Regions from separate parts of the Homo sapiens genome. Here region 2 is linked to region 1. Evidence: read pairs that join two places in POLR2A ChIA-PET (ENCODE). Cell type or tissue: Panc1. All regions are shown on one strand. Each heading gives the region's core, and the rest is flanking DNA. Links, peaks and the distances in the headings are about the cores only. Region 1 has its middle 19 kb from the start of SLC45A1. Region 2 overlaps LOC105376695 (a long non-coding RNA gene).

Evidence for each region. ChIA-PET counts read pairs that join two places held together with the same protein. Peaks named below come from ENCODE experiments on the same cell type or tissue, not always from the same donor. Only the 100,000 strongest peaks of a DNase experiment are listed, where the experiment ranks them.
Region 2: POLR2A ChIA-PET joins it to region 1 with 7 read pairs; 5 of 35 experiments call an interaction of 5 or more read pairs at or near these places.

Annotation. Positions count from the first base shown.
Region 1 is chr1:8,297,478-8,300,389 of GRCh38, reverse strand. No RefSeq gene overlaps it. Among named protein-coding and RNA genes, the nearest start is that of SLC45A1, 19 kb to the left of the region's middle. In Panc1, for the core only: no CTCF peak of the experiment used is centred there; no DNase peak of the experiment used is centred there; H3K27ac peaks cover 833 bases.
Region 2 is chr1:8,245,493-8,248,404 of GRCh38, reverse strand. All of the region lies in intron 2 of LOC105376695 (a long non-coding RNA gene), which reads right to left. Among named protein-coding and RNA genes, the nearest start is that of LINC03154, 12 kb to the left of the region's middle. In Panc1, for the core only: no CTCF peak of the experiment used is centred there; no DNase peak of the experiment used is centred there; H3K27ac peaks cover 2,133 bases.

The DNA of each region.
Region 1 (2,912 bases), core at 190-2,689:
GAACAGTGTATTTGTTCCATCACACAAAAGAGTCTCAGTTTCTCAACCCAAACAGCCCCACTGCCCCTTCATTCTCCTAGTGGTATTCACAAGTAATATAATGTTCCTATGCAAATAAATTTCAATCACTTGGCATAATGTCCTAATTGTCTTAGAAAGAAGAAATAAAACAAGGCTATTTACTTAACCAGGAAGGTCCTGCATCACAGACTGCTCCCTTCCCTATGAATATCTGGGCGTGGGTAGGACAGGTCTCGCCCTCTGAGGCTCCCAAACCCACTACATCTGCCCTAAACTCACCTCTCCAGGGGATAAGCAGAGCTCAGAGGATTGTGTGTGTTTCCAATATTTCTCTGCTTAAAAGTTTCTTTCAGGCCAGGTGCAGTGGCTCACGCCTATAATCCCAGCACTTTCGGAGGCGGAGATGGGCAGATCACTTGATGTCAGGAGTTTGAGACGACTTTGGCCAATATAGTGAAACCCTGTCTCTACTAAAAATACAAAAATTAGCTGGGTGTGGTGGCTCACGCCTGTAGTCCCAACTACTTGGGAGGCTGAGGCAGGAGAATCGCTTGAACCCGGGAGGTGGAGGTTTCAGTGAGCCAAGGTTGTGCCACTGTACTCCAGCCTGGGCAACAAAAGCGAGACTCTGTCTCAAAAAAAAAAAAAAAATTATTTCAATAAGCCCTGTGCATTTTTACCATGGGGTGCTGGCAAGGAATGCCTCCTCTGCGCAACACTACCCTGAACACTCCCCAAAGGGCAGTGGCACTTCTTGGAAGAGTGCAGGGCACCATACCTGCAGCTGTATTTTTCTCCTAAAACTGGATGGGTCTCTAAATGCATAATTACTAGGACCAAGTTTACTATCCCAGTGAATTGACTTCTGCATTCTGACCTCAGGATTAACATCCACCCATTTTAGTGTGACCACATTTTATCTCCAACTTTCATTCTCTCCTATGTAAGTACCGCAGCTCCTGGTTCTTTATACACTATACAAATATTTTACTGGCTGGGTGTGGTGGCTCACACCTGTAATCCCAACACTTTGGGAGGCCGAGGCAGGCAGATCACCTGAAGTCAGGAGTTCGAGACCAGCCTAGCCAACATGGTGAAACCCCGTTTCTACTAAAAATACAAAAATCAGCTGGGTGTGGTTGCGGGCACCTGTAATCCCAGCTACTCTGGAGGCTGAGGCAGGAGAATAGCTTGAACCCAGGAGACGGCGGTTGCAGTGAGCTGAGATCGTGCCACTGCACTCCAGCCTGGGCAACAGAGCAAGATTCTATCTCAAAAAAAAAAAAATATATATATATATATATATATATATATATATAGCTAAACAATAATCTGTGTAGTGGTTTATGCAAATCTCTTGTTACATTTGCCACCACTCATTTCCTCTATAAACTATGCTTGGAGATAAAACAGTGAGCTCTTGGCCTCAAAAATGTGCCAACTCTGTAACGTAATTCAAATGATTGGGCAGACCAAAAGATACTATTCTCACACTCTTCCTCCTGAATCATTTTAAAAGAATATATTCATCTTACACTCAGGCCCCTCTTGAAGGCCTGTGTGGGCTCTGTTTATCATGCCAACCCAGTTTTGTTTTTGTTTTTGTTTTGAGACGGAGTCTCTATCTTGTTGTCCAGGCTGGAGTACAGTGGCACAACCTCGGCTCACTAAAACCTCCGCCTTCCAGGTTCAAGCGATTCTCCTGCCTCAGCTTCCCAAGTATCTGGGATTACAGGTGCCTGCCACCACGCCCGGCTAATTTTTGTATTTTTAGTAGAGACGGGGTTTCACTATGTTGGCCAAGCCGGTCTTGAACTCCTGACCTCAGGCGATCCACCCACCTCGGCCTCCCAAAGTGCTGGGATTGCAGGCGTGAGCCACCGCGTCGGCACCAGTTTTTATCATTTGTTCTCCATAGCTTCATCTCTGGTTGGCATCACAGCACAGAGAAGCAGGCCACTCTCTGGGACCAGGTTGAATCTCTCCAAGGAACAAAGGCTGCTACTGCAAGGGTGTTTCTTAAGACAACCATAAGTTTTTATTCTGGGGACTTGTTCAGGTATTTAAAATAATTATTAAAATTTTTTAAACTTTAATTTTTTTGCTTTATACAATTTCCAACCTTTATAGGACAATTAATTGCCACACACTTTCTGCTTCTTTCAGGTGCTGGGAACTCCTTGGCAACACACGTTTCCCATCCCTTTACCACCAACACATTTTCACGTGCAGATGTTCCAATGACAACACTCCCATTAGTTTCTACTTGTGGGGGGCCAAACCTCTTGCCTGAGTCAGACTTAGAAATAAGCAACTATATAAGCAGAGAACTGACAAGAGGGAAATTTTTGTCCACTAAGGATTCATCTTGAGCAAAGTTACTTGTCTTACACAAAGAGGGTTGAGGCTAGGTGCAGTGGCCCACACCTGTAATCCCAGCACTTTGGGAGGCTAAGGCTGGTAGATTGTGTGAGCCCAGGAGTTCAAGACCAGCCTGGGAAACATAGTGAGACCCCTATCACTACAAAAAATACAAAAATTAGCCAGGCACCGTGGCGCACACCCGTAGTAGTCCCAGCTACTGGGAGGCTGAGGTGGGAGGATCACCTGAGCCTGGGAGGTTGAGGCTGCAGTGATCCATGATTGCACCACTGCACTCCAGCTTGGATGACAGAGTACGACCCTGTCTCAAAAAAAAAAAAAAAAAAAGTTGGTTTTATGAAGCTTTGTGAATCTCCTGATAGGCCTTAGTACAATTAAACACAATGAAGACAATTGCTTTCTACTTACACGGGGCCTGGGGATTGTTTCCCATTCACTACGCCATTTCTTCTTCCTGGGTGCACAGGAAGACTCCGTTTCCCAGTAGCCCTTGCTAGGGTGAGATCATG
Region 2 (2,912 bases), core at 176-2,675, 52 kb after region 1:
CAGGCTCAGCTTCCCCAGACTCAAGCAATCCTCCCAACTCAGCCTGCCGAGTAGCTGGGACTACAGACGCATGACAATATGCCCAGCTAGTTTTTGTAATTTTTGTAGAGACGGAGTTTTGCACATTGTCCAGGCTGGCCTTGCTTGAACTTCTGGGCTCAAACAATCCACCAGCCTCCTAATGTGCTGGGGTTACAGGCGTGAACCACCGCGTCCAGCCACTTTAAAATCTTATTCCGTGGCATACTAAAGAGGAAACATACAAAGGTTTTTTTCCAGTATTTTCAGTCTAGACTCTTTTGAAATGTCGGAAAGTATGTACCTAATCATTAACTTTTATTATGGATCTATCAGGCTTTAGTACAGAATAATGTAATGATTTGCTAAGCCTCCATCAACTCTCATTCCTAGAGGCAGGAGGATCTATATGGAGCAATTCTAGATTTCCGACAGGTTTTCCTGGGGCATTTTCCAGTTATCACACCCAGGGAAAGGCCATAAAATTGATATCCGGCACCAAATCACTTTTACAGTTGGAAACAAACTCACTTGATTGTGAAACAACCAAAGCTACTGTTTTCTCCTGTTAGACTAGAACTAAATCACACACACAAAATCTAATCATCCCATTTTTTTTTTCTTTTTCTTTGAGACAGAGTCTAGCTCTGTCGTCCAGGCTGGAGTGCAATGGCACGATCTCGGCTCACAGCAATCTCCGCCACCCAGGATTCAAGCGATTCTCCTGCCTCAGTCTCCTGAGTAGCTGGGATTACGGGCATGCGCCACCACACCTAGCTAATTTCTGTATTTTTAGTAGAGATGGGGTTTCTCCATGTTGGTCAGGCTGATCTCGAACTCCCGACTTCAGGTGATCTGCCCGCCTCGGCCTCCCAAAGTGCTGGGATCACAGGCGTGAGCCACTGCGCTTGGCCACTACCCACGTTTTTATTTATTTATTTGGTGGCAATGACAAGTTTCCAGAGTCAGAATTTCACCTCCTCTGCCTTCGCTGTAGAGAGCCGCCAGCCTGCACTTTCATTGGTAGAGCTCTCCGCTCACAGTCTCTTAATGAAACTGCCCTGGGGAAACTGGAGTCCTTTTTCTCTTTCCCATATTCAAATCTCTGCAGTTGAAGATTGGCCAGGTGCGATGGCTTACGCCTGTAATCCCAGCACTTTGGGAGGCGGGAGCAGGTGGATCTCCTGAGGTCAGGAGTTCGAGACCAGCCTGACCAACCTGGTGAAACCCCCGTCTCTACTAAAAATCCAAAAAAAAAAAAAAAAAAAAAAATTAGCCAGGCGTGTTGGAGTGCACCTGTAATCCCAGCTACTCAGGAGGCTGAGGCAGGAGAATTGCTGGAACCCAGGAGGTGGAGGTTGCTGTGAGCCGAGAGATGGTGCCCCTGTACTCCAGCCTGGGCAACAGAGTGACTCTCTGTCTCAAAAAAAAAAAAAAGAAAGCAAAAAGAAAAGATTGTCTTGGGTGTAGCAGAAGTTAATTACCCACACCCAGTTTTCTGACAGTCTGTCCCTAACTCTTCTAAGCAGCTTGGAGATTCATTCTAGCTAGGACATTGGCTCATGGAGTGAACATTCAAAGAATGAATATAGGACCATTAAAATTTTAGTGTTTTTTGGGGGGCGGGGCAAGGGGAGAAATGGAGACTTTTATTTTTTAGCAACTTTATTGAGATAGAATTCGCATACCATACAGTTTACCCATTTAAGGTGTACAGTTCTATGGTTTTTTAGTATATTCACATAATTGTGCAACCATCACCACAATCAATTTTAGAACGTTTTGATCATCTCAAAGAGAAGCCCTCACCCCTTAGCCATCATCCCTGGGACCCTCCCATTCTCCCCAGCCCCTGGCAGCCACGAATCTATTTTCCATCTGTGTGGGTTTGCCTGTTCCGGAGATTTCACGGGAATGGAATCATACAAGATGTGGTCCTCTGAATCTGGCTTCTTTCACTGAGTATAACGTCTTCCAATTCCATCCATGTGGCAGCATGGGTTAGAACTTTATTCTTTTTTTTTTTTTTTTTTTTGAGGCAGAGTCTCGCTCTGTCGCCCAGGCTGGAGGGCAGTGGTGCAACCTCGGCTCACTACAGCCTCCGCTACCTGGGTTCAAGCAATTCTCTTGCCTCAGCCTGCTGTGTAGCTGGGATTACAGGCGCCCGCCACCACACCTGGCTAATTTTTGTATTTTTAGTACAGATGAGGTTTCGCCATGTTGGCCAGGCTGGTCTTGAAATCCTGACCTCAGGTGAACCACTCACCTCGGCCTCCCAAAGTGCTGGGATTACAGGTGTGAGCCACTGTGCCTGGCCAGAACTTTATTCTTTTTAGGGCCAAATAATATTCCCTTGTGTGGACAGACCACATTTTGTTTATCCACTCAGTTGATGATGGGCCACTGAATTCTAGAACTGCAGTGGACATGGGAGACCCCTAAAGTAACCCTCAGGTTCTTTTTTTTTTTTTTTTTTTTTTGAGGCAGAGTCTCGCTCTGTTGCCTAAGCTGGAGTATAGTGGTGTGATCTTGGCTCACTGCAACCTCCACCTCCCGGGTTCAAGCGATTCTCCTTCCTCAGCCTCCTGAGTAGCTGGGACTGCAGGCACGTGCCTCCACGCCTGGCTAATTTTTTTGTAGTTTTAGTAGAGGCAGCGTTTCACCATGTTGGCCAGACTGGTCTTGAACTCCTGACCTCGTGATCTGCCCACCTTGGCCTCCCAAAGTGATTACAGGCGTGAGCCACCATGCCCGGCCGTTTTTTTTTTTTTTTTTTTGATACAGAGTCTTTCGTCTCACTCTGTTGCCCAGGCTGGAGTGCAGTGGTGTAATCTCGGCTCACTGCAACCTCCGTCTCCTGGGTTCAGCAATTCTCCTATTTCAGCTTCACGAGT